Linked DNA regions of Mus musculus: region 1 is linked to region 2. Evidence: chromatin loops called from intact Hi-C (ENCODE). Cell type or tissue: gastrocnemius. All regions are shown on one strand. Each heading gives the region's core, and the rest is flanking DNA. Links, peaks and the distances in the headings are about the cores only. Region 1 has its middle 23 kb from the start of 1700108I11Rik. Region 2 holds the start of Spocd1.

What was found. A loop is a pair of places that touch in the nucleus more often than their neighbours do. Peaks named below come from ENCODE experiments on the same cell type or tissue, not always from the same donor. Only the 100,000 strongest peaks of a DNase experiment are listed, where the experiment ranks them.
Region 1: it touches region 2 in a loop (2.5-fold over the local background); 13 of 42 quality-filtered maps call a loop at or near these places.

Annotation. Positions count from the first base shown.
Region 1 is chr4:129,872,066-129,881,128 of GRCm38, reverse strand. No RefSeq gene overlaps it. Among named protein-coding and RNA genes, the nearest start is that of 1700108I11Rik, 23 kb to the right of the region's middle. In gastrocnemius, for the core only: no CTCF peak of the experiment used is centred there; a DNase peak (open chromatin) is centred at 3,735; H3K4me3 peaks cover 1,228 bases; H3K27ac peaks cover 1,901 bases.
Region 2 is chr4:129,924,440-129,933,502 of GRCm38, reverse strand. It overlaps Spocd1, which reads right to left and starts at 4,736. Exons shown (of 15, transcript XM_017320505.1): 1 at 4,705-4,736; 2 at 3,300-4,254. The coding sequence starts at 4,706. In gastrocnemius, for the core only: no CTCF peak of the experiment used is centred there; a DNase peak (open chromatin) is centred at 4,887; H3K4me3 peaks cover 1,007 bases; H3K27ac peaks cover 3,032 bases.

The DNA of each region.
Region 1 (9,063 bases), core at 534-8,533, 52 kb after region 2:
GAGGAAAGAAAATGAATCGGACGGGTCCATTCCTCACCTGCCCGAATTTCTGGACTTATTAGAGAACGGGTAGGCAGTGAGGGGAGGTTGAGGGAGCCCTGTGGAATGGCCCTGTGCAGCCCTGTGGAATGGCCCCGTGTCTTCTGCTTCGCTCAGTCTTCATTCCTGGAGTATGTTTTTGCCGGGGTAGAATTCTGGGCTGGCATTTCATTTTCTCTGAGCATATTAAATAGCAGAGATAAAAGTAGCCGAGCAGGTGACGAGCTCACACAAATGAGAACTGAAACATGAGACTGAAGCTGAACACTTGCTTAGCATCCTTCCACAGGCCTCGGACACACACACACACACACACACACACACCTTTCAAAGTGACAGAGAAAGAGAAAGAGGGGGAAGAGGGAAGGAGGGGGAAAGGGAAGGAGAAGGAGGAGAGGGGAGGAGAGAATAGAGAGAAAAGAAGGAGAGAGGAGGAGCCTGAAGCCGTTGGCTGTCAGCAAACTGGAATATTCCAGATGTTCTAGAATGTTCTAAAACTTCAGGCAGCTAGGAAGCCATCCCAGGCAGCAGTTCTCAGTGAGCACTGAGTGTATAGACTGAGCTGAGGAGGACATGGCCGAGCCAAGGTGAGGCTTAGGGGAAGGTTTCTAGTGTAGGTATGAGGGCAAGCACAGCCAGAGACATCTGGAAGAATCCAGAGCAGAGAAATAACCTGACTATGGCCAGCAGCCTGGTCCTGACCATGGGAGGGTGGGGATAGAGATGAAGACGAAGAGAGTGGGGTCAAAGAAGACCAAGCTAGAGGGGCAAGAGAGAGGGGAACAAAAGAGGAAAATAGAAAACAGGAGAGAGAGAGAGAGAGAGAAAACATGGCAGAAATAGTAGGCTGATAAAGATATGCTGATAGGTACCACAGATAGCCACGTGGTCCAAGGATCTTTCAGTCACAAAACTTGATAACAACAACAACAATAATAATAATATACAATATATATATATATACAATAATAATAACATCTATGAGGTTTCAGAAATAAATATTTGAGTCAAGTGATAAAGATTACCAGACTGGATAATGAGAATCCAACTAGACCTACAAAAATATATGTGTCTTGTTTTGGTTTTTTTGTTTGTTGTTTGTTTGCTTGTTTAACTGATTGACTTTGATGAGACAGGATATCTCCATGTAGCCTTGGCTGTCCTGGAACTCTCTGTGTAGACCAGGATGACCTTGAACTCACAGAGATCCACCTGCCTCTGCCTCCCGAGTGCTGGGATTAAAAGCATGCAAAAGAAAAAAAGAAGGAGAAGGAGAAAAGGAGAAGGAGAAGGAAGAAGAAGGATAAAGAAAAGAAGAAGAAAGAAGAAAAGAAGAAGAAGAAGAAGAAGAAGAAGAAGAAGAAGAAGAAGAAGAAGAAGAAGAAGAAGAGCAAAACAAAACAAAACTCTCTCAGTCTGTTTATGTTGCTGTAACAGAATGTCTGCCACTGGGTATTCTGCAAAGATCAGTGCTAAAGGCCAGGCAGTCCAAGGTCAGAGAGCTAGCACTGGCAAGGGCTTTTGTCCTCTCATAACATGGAGGAAGGTAGAAAGGCAAGGAGAAGAAGAGAGCAAGAGAGACAGACAAATTTCCCTTGTCCTCTACCTAACTTAAGAGGGCTGTGCCCTCATGAGGCCAAGTGCCTCCTAGGCTAGAAGAACAGCTCAGTGGCGGGCTGAGCAATTGCCTGTCACGGGTGGAGGACCAGCTTCAGTTCCCAGTACTGGGTAGGTGGGGGAAGGCAGGGAGGCCGAGATGTCTCAGCTAGTGAGGGTGGGCACCCAGCTCTTGGGCCCATGTGGTGGAAAGAGACTTCCCACTCCTTCAAATTATCCTGACTTCTACATCTGCACCACGGCAGGAATTTCCTCCCCATACAGAAATAAACAAATAAATATAAAACATCTTTTAAAAATTGGTTCCACTTTTACCACCTGACATGGGTTCTGGTGGGGAGAAACATTCAAAACGGTAACAAATGCTAAAAAGCAGCAGCCCACTGAAAATAGGCTTTTAAGGCTATACTTTTAGTAATGGGAGGTCACTTTATAATGTTTAAAGGCTCGATTTTCTAGGAAGATACAACAATCTAAATGTGCGTGTACCTAATAACATGCTTTCCAGAAGGTGTAGTCAAAAGAGGAACAATGACAAAGAGTAGCAGACAAACCGCCATCATGGCAGGAGACTGCAACCCAACACTCAGGTAATTGCTGGAACTAACACAAAGAAGCAGTCACAGAAGAGGTCAGGTTCCCGGGCCTGATCCAGAAGGCACCTACAGTGCATTCCTGCAACCTCCATGTTCCCTGCCAGCACTCACGGAAACCCAAAAACCAAATGTGTCGTGGGACCTTCAGTTTGAACAAATTTGAAAGCATTAAAATTACACAGACTGTTTTCAGACCGCAGTGCATTTATATTATAAATTAATAAAGAAACGGTAACTGCAAAAATCTCCATTATTTGGAAACGACGATATTTCTAAATAATTCATGTTAGTCATTGACTACAGAGAAAATTATAACGATGTCTTCCGAGGGTTAAAAAAATGAGTAAAGTTTTAAAAAGTAAAAAAAAAAAAAAAGCAGGCATGCTAGCAGATAGCTGGAGGCTGGCTAATGAAGCTACAGTGTTTAGGGCAGTTTTTCATTCTGGGGGCGAAAATGAGACATTGATTAATTTTTAAGATTTCATAAGTCAGGTAGCATGCTGAATTACCAGGGTACAGGAAGAATAAAACCAGAGAGGACAGCTTTCAAATCAGGAAATAAGAACAAGATGAAAAACCAAATCTCAGAAGAAACAGGCAAAAAAAATGTAAATTAGGAGGTAAGAGGTTTGAATATATGCAAACTTCTACACGGATATTTAAAACGTGGCTTCCAGCCATATCTGGGGCTGGGCATGGGAAGATTTAGTTCCTCTGTGGTACCGAGGACACGAGGGCAATGTCCACAGCCCCACCAGCATCCCTCAGACCTCATTACCTCTGTCTCTGCTCTCTGATCCTTATCAGAAGACACAAGAGGTCTCTCTGCCCTGTTAGGGACCAAAGGGCGAATACAGTCTTCCCTCCACCCACTGGTGAATTAGCACAGATGGCCCTGTGACATTCTCATAACCACCTCCCTGGCAAGAATGGATACATTCTAAAGAGACACTTGTGCCCCCCCCGCCCCCTTTGGCTATCAGACTATTTAGAGAATGGACCCCAAGAAATTAGTTTCTCCAGGAGTTTCCTGCTGGAAGAGGAACCGGGAGACACCCTGGGAGACTTGGAGCTGAGAGAGTGGCGATCGGGAGACCATATTTGCCAAATTGCTCAATTATGTATGTCTCTTGCTTTCTGTTTAAGCCCTATCCTCAGGTCAGGACCCTGAAGATAGACTTGGAGTTGGGGGAGGGAGTCACTGGATCTTTTTGTTCCTCTTCCGGGTTTGCTCACATTGAATAAATTTCTCTCCGCTTTTCACTGTTAACTTGGCTCCTTTTTATTTCCTCCTTAAGGAAGTGCGGCCGAATCTGGCTTGTTTGGGCACAGGTTATGACCGATTCCCGGGTGTCCCAGGGATCTCAGCTTGGGGCACACCCTTCCCTGTACCATCCCCCCCACTCGCTGGCATTTCCTGCTCTCCGCTGAGACCTGCATGTTAATGTTAGACAGCGTCTCCAGGAGCAAACGCGTGGCTCCTCTGTCAGTTTCCAGGGCCTGTGTTAGCTGCTTCTGCTCCAGTGCGCATGCACTCACAGAGGCACTCGCCTGGGTCAACCAATCTTCTGTTAAGGGATGCAAGCTGGAGCACGAGGTGTGCTTGCTTGTCTTGGGGCTAAGAGGTGGGGAGACCAGCCCGCGACTAAGCATCTTGAAGACCCTGGAGACCCTGCCTGCTGCCTGGCAGCGACCACCCACATCAAAGGCTGCAGTGGCCAGGGAAAGAACTGGTATCTTTGTTTTAAAAATCTGCAAATTTTGCTTCTTTTTTTTTTAAAGAGTTGTTTATTTTTACTTTCCGTGTGTTTTGCCGGAGTGTATGTATATGCTCCCTGTGTATTCCTGATGCTCGTGGAGGCCAGAAGAGGTGGTTGTATTCTTTGGAATTGAAGTTACAGACAATTGTAAGCAGCCATATGCACCGGGAGCCAAGCCCAGGTCACTTCCAGTCCTCTCTACAGTCCCCAAGGTTGATGTAGTCCAGGCTGGCCTTTAAACTCCTGAATGCTGGGCTGTGCACATACAGCATCATGTTTTCTACAGTGCTGGGGAGAAGCCTAGGTTTCATTCAGGCCAGGAAAGCACCCATCAGGACAGGAACGCCCCCAGCAAATTCATGAATGTTCTTAAAGGAAAATGGGCCAAGACTCTTCTTCATTATTATTTGATTAATTGAGAATATCATACGTGGATACAGTGTATTGGGACCATATCGGCCCTTCACTGCCCTCTTCAGCTTCTCTCATCCTCCCATCCCCCTCACAACTTCAAACCTTCCTTCTCTTTTTTTTATTTTTAAAAACCAATTTATTTTGATGCGGATGAATAAGTTGCTTGCAGGTATGTATGTCCACCACCTGCATCCCTAGTGCCTGAGGAGACCAGAACTGGGGACAGAATCCCCTGGAACAGGAATTACAAGATGGTTGTGACCTGCCATTTAGGGGCTGCTAATGGAACCCAGCCAACCAGAGCTCTCAAACTACTTAGCCATCTCCAACCTCCTCCCCAACTCCTGCTTCCCCTCCCTTTCCCCTCCTCTTCCTTCTTTCTTTCTCTCTTCCTTTCTTTTTCTTTGGACAGAGTTTCTCTGTATAACCCTGGCTGTCCTGGAACTCACTCTGTAGCCCAGGCTGGCCTTGAACTCATAGAGCAACTCCTGACTCTGCCTCCCAAGTGCTGGGGTTACAAGTATGGGTGTGCAGCGTCCCTGTCAAGTCCAGGGGACAATAACTTGAGGCACTTTTCCTGCTCCTTTGGCTGTTCTGCGCCATCTTCAGTGATGTCCTCGGAGCCTCAGGGCAAGGGGTTGTGATACAGAGAGCGCTTTAGGGACAAGCACTCAACAATTTCTCAGTCTCTGTATTTTGACTGGTTGTTGATCTCTATTAATCTCCATCGACTGGTGCAGGGTGGGGGTGGGGGGGACAGGCAGAGCTTCTCTGAAGGGACTCAGGAATTATTCTAGAGAGCAGGCGGCCTAGGAGGTTTTTAGTCCACTTTGATTTCATAAGAACTAGATGGGGGTTGGGCGTGGTGGTATAAGCCTTGAATCTCAGCATGCGGGGGGGGGGTGAGGGGGGGCGAGGCAAGAGAATTGTCATGAGTTCAAGGTCTCTCTGAACTACCTATTAAATTTGAGGCCAGCCATAGCAAAAAAAAAAAAAAAACAGGGCCATTATTACTATGTCCACCATAGCTTGTTTATAACAACAAAACCTGGAACTATTTGGAGTCTACGGACGGAGACGCGGTTAAATAAGGATGTTACACCCACATGCTCAGCGGGAAGTCGGGCAGCTGTTAAAATGATGATGCATGCTTGCGCCTGATGTAGGAGCTGCTCACATAGTTATTATTTTGTAGGGAAAGTAGGTTACATATCACTATTTTATACTACAACCTGATTTTACGCCTGAATGCAAGATGGTATAAATGCCCACGGACGAGTGTAATTATATGCAAAGTATTTGGGAAAGTGTTTGGAATGAGACGGGTGGAACATTACCAGGACTTACTGCTACAGGACGAGTGCGTGCCTAGGCTTTACCGTATGCTTAACTGTATTTTAATTTTTTAAAATAATGACCGTGAAATAAAAAGGAGTAATAAAAAAAAAAAAGCATGAAATCCATGGTTGGGGAGAGGAGGAGCTACAGACGCGGCTAGCGACATGGGCGACTCGGACAAAAAGTGAGTTGATTCCTTTTTCAGTGTAAATGAAGCTTTATCTGGCTTTTGTCATTGAGGTGAGATATAGAGAGTATATAAATGTGCTGCTTTAATGATTGGTGAGTGTGTAGTCCAGTGACGTTGAGTCTGTTCATTCGTCATGGGACCATCGCCACCCTCCAGCTCTAAACCTTTTCTTTTTCTCAAGCTGCAATTCTGCAAGTGCCCATGCCACGCCCATGCCCACACCCATGCCCACGCCTCCCTCCTCCTCAGCTCCTGGCAATTGCCGTTTTGATGTTCTGGGAGACCCAGATGCTCTGGGTGCCTTGTTTAAGTGGCACTTGCCTTTTCTTTAACAAACACAAAGTTTTAAGGCTTATTTTCACTTTACGTGTATGGTGTATGAGTGTTTTGCCTGCATGCATGTATGTGCACCATGCGTGCCTGTTGGATCCCCTGGAACTGGGGTGACAGATAGTTGTGAGCCACTGTGTAGGTGCTAGAAATTGAACCTGAGTCCTTTGCAAAAGCAACATGTGCTGTCAACCACTGAGCCATCTCTGCAGCCCTGGGCACTGGCCTTTTCACCTGGCTTGGTTCCCTGAGGAGAATCTAATGTCTTCAAGGGTCATCCAAGTCACAAAAAGAATTGTCTTCTTTTTTAAATAATGTTTTCATGTGTGTTTGTGTGTGTGTGTCTCCCTCTGTGTGTATGTGTGTGTGTGTCTGTCTATGTATATGTGTGTGTCTCTTCCTTTGTGTGTGTGTGTGTGTGTATGTGTGTGTGTCTGTCTATGTATATACGTGTGTGTCTCTTCCTCTCTGTGTATATGTGTGTCTCTCTGTGTGTGTATGTGTGTGTGTGTCTCCCTCTCTGTGTCTGTGTGTGTGTGTGTGTGTGTATCTATGTATTTGGGATGCTGGGCTACCAGAAGGTGCATATGAAATTCAGAGAACCTGTGGGAGTCACTTCTCTCCTTCCACTCTGTAGGTTCCAAGGACAGAGCTCAGGTAGTCAGGCTTGACAATAAATACTTTATCTACAGAGTCATCTCCCTGGCCCTTTTTTTCCTTTTTAAAGGCAAACTAATATTCCATTATATTAGAAGAAAGGAGAGAGGGAGAGAGAGAGAGAGAGAGAGAGAGAGACTGATTGATTTTGCATCCTCATCCACTCATGAACACTGGGATTGTTTCCAGCTCTTTGGCTCCTGTGAACAGCGTTGCTATGAACACTGATGCTTTATCCAGCTTTAATTAAAGGTCACTGTCATAGTGTGAATCTAAAATGTCCCCCACAGACTCATCTTGTGCGCTTATCCTCCATCTGGTGGAGCTATTTTGGGAGGATATAGAACCTTTGGGAAGAGGGGTCTAGCTAGCCATTGTAAGCCACCAGGGGCAAGCCTTTGAAGGTTGAATCTGGTCCCTGGTTTCGGCCTCACTCTGTTTTCTGGTCGCAAGCCGCGTGCACAGCCTCTGTTACCGACCCACTGACCAATGACCTGATGTTCATTGTTCAATGTTCTTCAGCTGTGTCTCTCACCTTGATGGATAGAAAGCCCTGAAACTGGGAACCCAAGTCAGTCCCGCCACCTGTATAAGTGGCCTAACAGGAACTAACAGGCTCATGGAGCAGCCCATGGGCAGCCTCTGTAACTGCCATGGGCCGAGGTCCCACAAATGTTTGCTAGGCTGATGGTTTGAATGTGACCCTCCTCCACAGGCTTGTGTGTTTGAACACTTGGTCTCCAACTGGTGGCGCTGTTTGTGAAGGTTGTGGAACCTTTTAGCTACAAGGGCCTAGCTGGACTTAGAGTCACAGAGCTTCTGGGCACTGCAGCCTGGCACTGCTTCCGGCCCAAGTTCTCTGCTTCCTAATGGGCTAAGCTGTAAGCCAGGCGCTTCAAGATCCCACAGTCATGGCTCTGACTGCTCTGCCTTCCCAGTAGGCGGATCTCTGAGGTCAAGGCCTGCCTGGTCTACAGAGTGAGTTCGAGGACAGCCATGGCTACAAAGAGAAACCCTGCCTCAAACAAACAAACGAACAAACATCCCTTGCGTCCTGTCAAACCAAGAAGCAGGATAAGCCTTTACCTCAAGCGACTTTCGTCAGGTGTTTGGTCACAGCAAGCAAAAAAGTGAGTAATACCCGAAGCTGCTGAGCCCCAGGATGGAGGCCAAAAACCTTGAATTCTTTGCTTTATAGAAGTCCCAGAAACAGCCCTCCGAGGGAGTAAGCACTCCAGTCCCCATTCTGTAGAGGCTCTTAGGCTCCAATAGTCACGTTGCATGTACAAGGACACTGTATTAAGTAGATAAGAGAGACTGACATACAGATATAGAAGCAAGTCACCTTGACACGCAGGACCCCCTAGTTGCTCCTGTCACAGTCTGCCCAGGCTATCGGGCTCTAATCCAAATTCTCTGCACACACATTCTCGCACACTCACTCTCCTAGCAGAAGAGCCTGTCCAGGACAGGGCTGGGCTCAAAATAGAATAAGATGGCCTCCTGCAAACCTGGCTTCATGCTCCGCACACGTGGAACAGTGATGTACCGATCCTGAATGCTAAGCACACGCTACTCCCAGAAAAACACTCCTAGTCCCAGATACTCAGCTCTAAGTATGAGTATCTAAGTATGAGTCAGGGCTGCTGGCAACTCGAGGTGCTTGCCAAGAAGATCTGATGCCCTAAGCTCAAAACAAATGACTCCTATTACACCACACACACATACACCAGACACATGGGCACACATGCACACACCACACATATGTCACATACATGGACATACTCCCAAGGACACTAGACATACACCAGACACATGGACAGACACATACATATATTCACACACTTAAACACACACACACACACATTAAAATTTAAATTAAAGAGGATTTTCTAATTGTTGTGGAACATGTAAGAGATCTAAAGTTTCTTTGAAAATACATATATTAAAACTAAAATTAACCTACTAGAGACAAGTGGGCTGGTGAATCATGACACTTGGGAGAATTAGCCTTTCCTGGTTCTTCTGCCCCAAACCCACTGCAGGCATTCAGTCCCAGAGAGGCTCTTCTCTGTGCAGGGATGACAAGGAATGTGTGGATGTCAGAGAACCGGCCCCAGAT
Region 2 (9,063 bases), core at 537-8,536:
AGAGAGAGAGAGAGAGAGAGAGAGAGAGAGCATCCATGCAGGTGCAGAGGAGGGGGCAAAATGTCACCCTCTATCACCTCCACCTTATTTTCTGAGACAACAAGGTCTCTCACTGAATCTGGAGGTAGGCTGACAGGCTGCCGCCAGCGAGCCCCGGTGAGCCTCCTGTCTCCATCCCCCACAGTACTCAGGAGACACAGGCATCCTGGTCCATGCTCAGTTTCTTATTCGGGCATCTCGCTTTTGCAGGACCCCTCTCACCCGCTGAGCCATTTCTCCAGCTCTGGGTTCTGAAGTGGCAATATCTAGCTTCTTTGGAAAGTTAGTTGTGTCAAATGATGTTTTGCTGGGGCACACAGGTGAAAGAATGTCTTGCTAAAGCAGACATGTGAACGGATGTTTTCCTGAAGCAGACACAGGGGAAAGGACGCTGGAGGCAGGAGTATAACTATGACCCCACAGACAGTGGGAGACGAGCACTGAGCATTGGCTTGGTTTGTTCTGCCTCCCTATGCACTATGCATCTCTAGGCAGCCATTGAGAGAAGCTTGCCCAAGAACTGCTCATGAGGTTCCTGCAAACCCCCCCCCCCAGCCTCACTGAGGCCAGTTGGGGAGCCTAACGGTTCCTCAGGATTGAGCGACAACTGCTGGTTCATGCCTGGTGTCGGCCTGCGGAGAGAACTGGTCTGTAGCTGCCAGTTCGTGTGTGCTGTCTGCCTGTCTAGAGGACTGGTCTGCAGCTGCTGAGTCGTATTTGGTGTTTGCTACAGGACTGAACTGCTGCTGCCAAAGAAGATGGAGCTTGCTCCCCCAAAGAACTACTGCTGAACAGGTCAACTTCCCCACCAACACTACCCAGTGGTGAAGCCAGAGCTTTGTACATAGTAGAATAAGCACCCTGCCAACTGAGCCAAGTCTCAGCCTAACTGGGACATATTTTAAATATCAGAAGGCAAAATAAAATAGGATACAATTATGCCAGTTTGGGGTAAGACGAGATGAGTGTAGGAAAAAGATTCGTGATAGGCCTGTTCTGAACTCAGGTCGTGCTGGGGGCTGCCGAGTGCAGGGTTTGCAGCTCATCCTCCTTAGCGGCTTTCTTGTTGTTGTTTTGGTTTGGGTTTTTTTTTTTTGTTTATTTGTTTATTTTGTTTGTTTATTGAGATGTGTAACCCTGGATATCCTGGAATTCACTCTGTAGACCAGGCTGGCCTCGAACTCACCAGAGATCTGCCTGCCTCTACCTCCAGAGTGCCGGGATTAAAGGCGTGCGCCACCACCCCTGGCTCCTCTTTATTTTCTAAGACAAATTAAAATTCTTTTGAAATGAAAGATGACTAGTTGGGGGACTGGAGAGATGGCTCAAAGACTAAGCATGTTTTTTGCTCTTCCAGAGAACCCAAGTTCGGTTCCCAGCACCCACTTCAAAGTTCACAACCACCTGTGACTCCAGCTCCAGGATGCAGCGCCCCCTTCTGGCTTACACCGACTCCTGCACTCACGGGCATACACTCCTACACAGACACACAGGCAAAGTGAATAATAAACAACAACGAAGCAGAGCAAGTGTTTTGAGTCAGGTGTAGTGACACATGCTTGCAATCTCACCATGCAGGAGTTGAAGGGTCGAGGGTCAGAAATTCAGACCAGACTTGGCTACATTGGAAGTTTGAGAATAGCCTGGACCTTGACCTACCATCTCGACAAAAGCCAAAATATAGATGCTTGCAAGAATAATATCACAGAGTTGGGATAAAATTATCCTACAAACAAGGATAAACACATAGGCAGCTCATTGCCTCCTGTCTCAGTGTTACTAATGAGCTCTTTGACCCTGACTGGTCATTTTATCTCTTGGAGCCTCTGTGACCAAATCAGTGCAATGGGTATATATCATCAGTGTTTACCTCAGAAGTTGTACAAAGATCTCAGATAACACACTCAGCACCTGGCATGTTGAACAAGCTTAGCCGATGACATTGAATGCGCAAGCACACAAGACAAACTTCCTGGGTTTGGTTCCCACTGTCACTTCCTTTTCTTTGCTTCATATAATTATATCAAAAGCATCTAGCACATAATACACGTTCAATAAATATAAAAGCAATCGGTTATATGGGAAAAATAAGTACTATCTTCCACCCCTGGCTTGTAGACATTAGATATGGTTATTAACAAAATTCATATCATAATTAAACAGACAACGAATGCAGAGAGAAACAGTGACAAGAGAGAACACGGAAGGATGGAAGCCCCGACTCCATCCCTGTGTGAACTTGGAGAGGTCTGTTAATTCCCCCGAGCCTCAGTTTCCCCATCTGGTAAAGTGGGCTAATTCTTGTCTTGAGGGACTATTACTAACACTATAAAAAAAGCAAACATCACTCAGGTGGCAGAGGCAGGCGGATTTCTGAGTTCGAGGCCAGCCTGGTCTACAAAGTGAGTTCCAGGACAGCCAGGGCTATACAGAGAAACCCTGTCTCGAAAAACCAAAAAAAAAAAAAAAAAAAGCAAACATAATGGAAGTGGAGTGACTTACCTCCCATCTTGAGCTAGACACTTTATTTTATGTCCTATCTCATTATCCCATTAAAGAGGGGTGTGTATATCCTTTTTATTTCAGACAGGGTCTCACCAGGTAGTCCTGGTTGGCCTGGAACTCACTTTGTAGACCAGGGTGACCGCAAATGCATAGAGACCTACCTTTGACCTGCTTCTGCCTCCAGAATGCTGGAATCAAAGGCATTTGCCATCTTACCCAGCTTATTATATATATTATTAATCTTATTGAATGAGAGAAAAGTTATTAAAGAATAGTGGGAGGCAATTCCTCCAGGAAGTAGGCTAGAGCAGGATTTGAACCCAGGACTTGCTGCCTCTAACAGATAATGGGCCCTCACAGGAACTCAGTAATGTCGTTTATTTTTTTCCTTTCCTGACTCTAGAATTTCAATGTATAGAATCTGGGAAGCTGGGCTTAGTAAGCCACACACCTGTAATCCCAGAGACTGAGAACCTGAAGCACTAGAGTCAAAAGTTCAAAGCTACTGTAGGCTACAGTGAGTTCAAAGCCAGCCTAGGCAACTTAGTGAGAACCCCATATCAAAATAAAAGGGGCTTGGGGGATGCGGTTTAGTCATAGAGTGTCTGTTTAGCGTGTGTGAGGCCCTGGGTTCAGTCCCCAACAAACCAAACAGAACAAGTCCGAGAGAAGACGCTCAATAAGAGACACTGGAGTTTACTTCTGTTAAGTGCCACACCCAGCCATCCTACCCTAAACTATCAGCTTCAACTTACCAGTCTGGGAAAATCCTTTTTACTGGCTCCCTCTGCGTGATCCTGGCTTGAGTCATCTGGACTTGTCCAAGGCCGCTTCTTCACATGTGTAGGTCTTCTCTGCTCTAGGGGTGCACCATCGAGCCCACCCAAGGGCTCTGGGGAGCTAGCACAGGAATTGGCTGGGGCAGAAAGTCCTTGTTCCAGCTCCATCCTGGACCCTGACTGGGCCTTGTCCTCTGGCCCCACCGGGTCAGGTGGAGTGCCAGGGCTGCCAACCACAAACGCGGGCTGTACTTCCTGCTGATCTGTAGAATCCTCAGTCAGCACCTCTGGGTACAGTGCTGGACTCTGAAGAGGCTCCTGGGTGACCAGACTAAGGGGCTCGCCTCCAAAGAGCCCTGGGAATTCAAAAAGGTGATCAAGGCTGTCTGGCGCAACCCCATCCTTAGAAAAGAGCATGTTTTCAACCTCGGTTTCTACAGCACATTCCACCCAACTTCCACCTGGCTCTCCAGGCTCAGTGTCCTTAGAAGAAAGAAGCCTTGGGGGACCTGCAAAGGCCTCTGGAGAAGCACACTCGGGAGGGTCCCCATCTGGTCTTTGACCAAACCTCAGGGAAAAACCTGACTTTTCCTCCTCCTGGGGACAGATTCCACACTTCCTGCATTTCCTTCGGAAAGGGGGCAGGACTGGAGATGGGGGCGGGCCCTTTGCACTGAGCCCCTCTTTGCTGAGTGTAGGATCCTCTGGGGAAACCATTCCTTCGACAGTGGTGGCTTGTCTAAAGCTGGGGCTGCTGGCCTCTTCCATTCCTGCTGGCCCCTCTGTACAGACCAGTACTCTATCTGGGAAGTCCAGTGATGTACCACAAAGACTTCTGGAGCTTCCAGTAGCCAAGAAGTCACACAGAGAGTCCTGGAACCTAGACAATGTCCTCTGTCCACCAGCCCTGGCTAAAAACTTGTCAACAGGCCTATGTGGAAAAGAGGGAGGTCTCAGGGAAAGCCTGACTGGGTAGTCCTCCCCGGCTTGCCAACTCACCTCCTAGACATGCTCCCTCCCCCGACCCCCACTCCTCGCACTAGTCTGCAGAAGGGAAGCTATCCAGATAGGGCCACTCCTCTGAGCTTCCCAAGAGCTTTTTTACCCTTTAAGCTTTCTGCTTAAATGAAAAAGGGTAAAAGTCACTACTTATCAGTGACACTGTGAAATGAGGTATCTCGCTTCACCCTAGCTGGTTCAGAGACTGCCCAAAAGCACACAGAGAGCAGAAAAGAGGAGATTCTCCCAGAAATGCAAAAGCCAGCTCCACACGGAGCAGAAATCTCAGCCCTATCTATACCCCACTCCTATAAACAGGACTCTGAATCAAGCCAGTCCCTGAACGCACTAGGACCTCCGACCTAAAGCTCCAACCGCTTACATCTGAGCTGCTACAGCTCCTTCTCCTTCTACTCCTGGGGGGCCGGGGGGGGGGGTTGAGGGAAGAAGCACGTGATGCGGAGAAGATGGTCCTGGATCCAAGGGGTGGGAGGCAGGACCTGGTGGTGCCCAGCAACGGCTCCCTAGGGGTGCTGGCGTTCTTGTCCAGCAGGAGGCGCTCGCTCCCTGCCGAGGGCTTCTGGGAGGAGGTGCCAATCATTCTGCCTCCACGCGACCGGGCGGGGTGCGGGGTGCGTGGGCAAAGGAATCGCAGACCCCCCGGATGCCGAAAGCTGCCTAAGATTGTAAACAGAGTGGAGGAGGTGTCTGAAACCCCTGGGGATTGTTAAACTCAAATCTGATTATTTTTCCTAATTAGATATTTTAATATTGTCTGGCATACAATATATCTAGACACACATGTGCCTTCTAGTCGAATAGAACGTCAAGAAATAGAAAAGTTTAAACTTCCTCTCATTTCTCAACCCTCTACTCTGTGGAACTTTGGGGTTTTTCTTTGTGGTCGATTTTGTTTGCCTGATTTCATAGCTATGGGTGACACTCCCATGCACATATCACTTGGCTCTTAAAATTTAAAAACCAAGTGATATGGCACTTAATAATCCATTAATCTATTAATTATTTATATTTATTGTTAATAGTATAATTAGTTGTTGATTATATATATTATAATTTATGATTAATTAGTTATTGATCCCACATGTGGTGACTTTATTTACTATTCTTTCCCCCCTCCACCCAGTTTTTAGTTTTTGAATATTTTTTAATTTTTAAAAATTGAATGTATTGGGCATGGTGGCCCATACCTTTAATCCCAGCACTCGGGAGGCAGAGGCAAGCGGATTTCTGAGTTCCAGGCCAGCCTCGTCTACAAAGTGAGTTCCAGAACAGCCAGGGCTATACAAGAGAAACCCTGTCTCAAAAAAAAAACGACAAATAAATAAATAAATAAATAAATAAATAAATAAATAAATAAATAGGAGGAGGAGGGAGAAGGAAGGGAAAGAGAGAGAGACAGAGAGAGAGAGAGAGAGAGAGAGAGAGAGAGAGAGAGAGAGAGAGAGAGAGAGAGAGAAGCAAAGTAAAATGTGAAGTCTGCCCAGCACCACCCTCTGCCTTTGAATTCAGAGGCCAGCCTGGGTGTATAAGACCCTGCCCCGAATTAAATAGATACAACAAATAAAATACCAGTTGCAAGGGATTCTGGGAAGCCACTTCCACCTCACCTCTTCCCAAGAGAGCAGGAAGGCACACTGGAATGGGAGAATGGAAGCAATATTTGAAAATATCTTTCATCTAATTAATATGTCAATTGCTTTCTCTCTCTTATGAATTTTGATTTGATTTGGCCTCATGAATCTCAGACTGGCCTAGAAATCAGTAAGTAACCAATGGGAGCCTTAATCTTCTCACTTCCAGGGTGCTGGGATCACAGGTGTGGACTACCACAGTGGTTTATGCCATGCTAGGGATGGAGCTAGGGTTTCGGGCATGGTGGGTAACCACTCTGCCCATTGAGCCACATCTCCAGGCCCTCAGTGGGTATTTTTAAATATCAGTCATGTGTTAAAAATACCCCATGTCCGTGGGGTATTTTTAAATCTCACATTACTATTGTGGATTTATGTGTCTAAATTCCTGCTTTAGATATTTCAAAACCACTTTTTAAGAAGCATTCGAAAAATACTTTTTTTTTTAAAGTATGGAACTCAAGGATAATGTTTGTCTTAAAAGCTTATTTATTTCAGCGTAATTTCCAGCTTGGGAAGAAATAAAGGTGCAAATGTATATATTTCTAGAATCTCCGTGCATGCCTCGCCTGCTCTCCTGCTTATTTGCTCTGTGTGTTATCAAGGAACACTCCCTACAGCTCAGCAGCCGGCCACAGGGCTGTCTGCTAAGCTCTGAATCCCCTGTGACCTTTGGGTCCCAGGCTCCAGCTTGGGCACTGGAGTGTCCTTGGCTCTGCCATCTCCTGTTCTAAGGTGTCCTTGTCACTCCTTGTTTCTCACAGCCTTGAACAGTTGTTGAGGGGGACCGTACTCCTCTTGCACAGTGCTTATCAGCTGGGGTTTCTCTAATGGCTTCCTCCCGCATTCGGCCTTCTTCAGAGTGCCACTGAGGGGAAGTGTCTTCTGTCACGTCCTACTGGGGCAGGTGACAGCTCCCAGTGACATTAACCTTCACCACGGGTAGAGTGTTTTCCGGATTTGGCCACGGCCAACTTGCTATTTTAAGAGTGTTAAGATGGAGAGAGGTAGTATTTTCAAAGGCTTTTTCAAAGTGGCGTTCTACAACGTCAAACAGAAAAACAATGCAGCCGGCTCCTCCTAACATTCTGCCTTTGCTTTCTGTATTTTCCTTGTTCCACAATTAATATATATGATAGAAAATTTGTTTGTTTGTTTGTTTGTTTGTTTTGAGACGAGTGTCTCTATGCAGCTCTGATTGTCCTAAACTCAGTGTGTAGACCAGGCTGTTCTTAAACTCACAAAGACCTACCTACCTACCTCTGCTTCCTCAGTACTGGGATTAAATTTCTTTTTTTTCTTCTCTTTTACTTTTGTTAAGATTCACATTATTTCTGCTGGGCAGTGTTGGCCCACACCTCTGACCCCAGCCCTCCAGAGGCAGAGGCAAGCGGATCTCTGTGAGTTCAAAGCCCGCCTGTTCTATAGAATGAGTTCTAGGACAGGGAAACCTTGTCTTAAAAGAAAAGGTTTTTTTTTTCTTGCTTTATTTTGAGATATGTGTCTTTGTGTCTGTGTGTGCACATACCATGTGTATATGTATGTTTGTGTTTGTGTATCTGTGTCTGTGTGTTTGTGTATCTGTATTTGTGTGTGTACCTGTGAATGTATGTATGAGTGTGCGTGCCTCCAGAAGCCATAAGAACGCCAGATCCTCTGAAGCTGGAATTATGGGCAGGTGGGAACCACCAGACATGGGTGCCGGGAATTGAACTCAGGTCCTCTGAATGAACAGCACATGCTCTTAGCTGCATAAACTAGAGGGAGCTGAGGGAGGGTGACCCTGGCACCATAGGTAACTGCCAGAGAAATGAGGAGTGCTCTACTCTCCTGAAACCCAGCTATGCTCCCAAGGGGCTGTGCCAATTTGCTCTCTATCAGCAGTAAGTGTACATCTGCAACATCCAGGATCCTCAGGCTTATACAGTATCTACTGTAGGTGATGTGTGTGTCTCTCTCTCTTCCTCTCTCTCTCTCTCTCTTCCTCTCTCTCTCTCTCTTCCTCTCTCTCTCTCCTTCCCCCACAACCCCCTCTTTCTACTTCCCTCTCTCCTGTCATAAACACATCTTGCTTTTTTTTTTTTGCTGTATTTCTTTTAAATTTAAAAGTAGAACTCAGAGAGATCTGCCTGCCTCTGCCTCCCAAGTGCTGGGATTTAAGGTGAGCGCTACCACTGCCCGGCTTACAGAAGTAGAAATAAATTTTATGTTTCCAATGAGTTATCGGAGGCTGTAGGAGAAGTGGCTGGGCAGGGCTGGAAGGCTGGACCATCAGAGGAACTGAGGGAGTGTGTAAAAATGGGGGCCACAGATGGAAGCAAGCTAAAGGCTTGGTAGAGAACGGAACAAGAAAGAAGCAAACAGATGGCCTCCAGGAAACAGGACAAAATTCGCACCCAAAAAAGAGGTGTCTTAGCACACATTGTATTGCTGTGAAGAGATGTCATAACCAAGGCAACCCAACTGAAGGCTTGCTCGTGGTTTCAGAGGTCTAGTCCATCATCCTTGTCATCACAGCAGGGAGCATTGCAGCACGCACTGCACTGGAACTGAGAGCTGCATCATGATACACAGACACAGAGAGACTGAGCCTGGGTCTGAGCCAGGGCCTGAGTGTGAGCTTTTGAAACCTCAAAGCCTAACCCAAGTGCCATACTTCCTCCAACAAGGCCACACATCTATGAGTCTCTGGGGATCGTTCTTAATCCGACCTCCACAGGAAGCAAGCAGGGGTGAGAGTGGGACTGGCATGGTCCCAGGCTCCTGCACTTGATGACGGATGTGTTCATAGTGGCCAAACTCACGAACTAGAAAACCAAAGAACAGACCCTGGGAGCTTCCAGCCAGAGGCTCTGTGTCCCAAGGCTCAGTCCACAGGGCTGAGGATCAGACACAGGGCTCCATACATGCATGACCGGACACAACTGTACCCAGGAGCTTCTGAGGTTAACAAGTGGCACTGTCCTTCTAACCCTTTGGGGACTCTTGTAGACACAGTTGTACACTCAGGGTCACACCTGCTGCCACGGGAAGGTTTCAATCCCACAACTACAAATCACTAGATGACACTGTCCTCGACCTTTGACGAT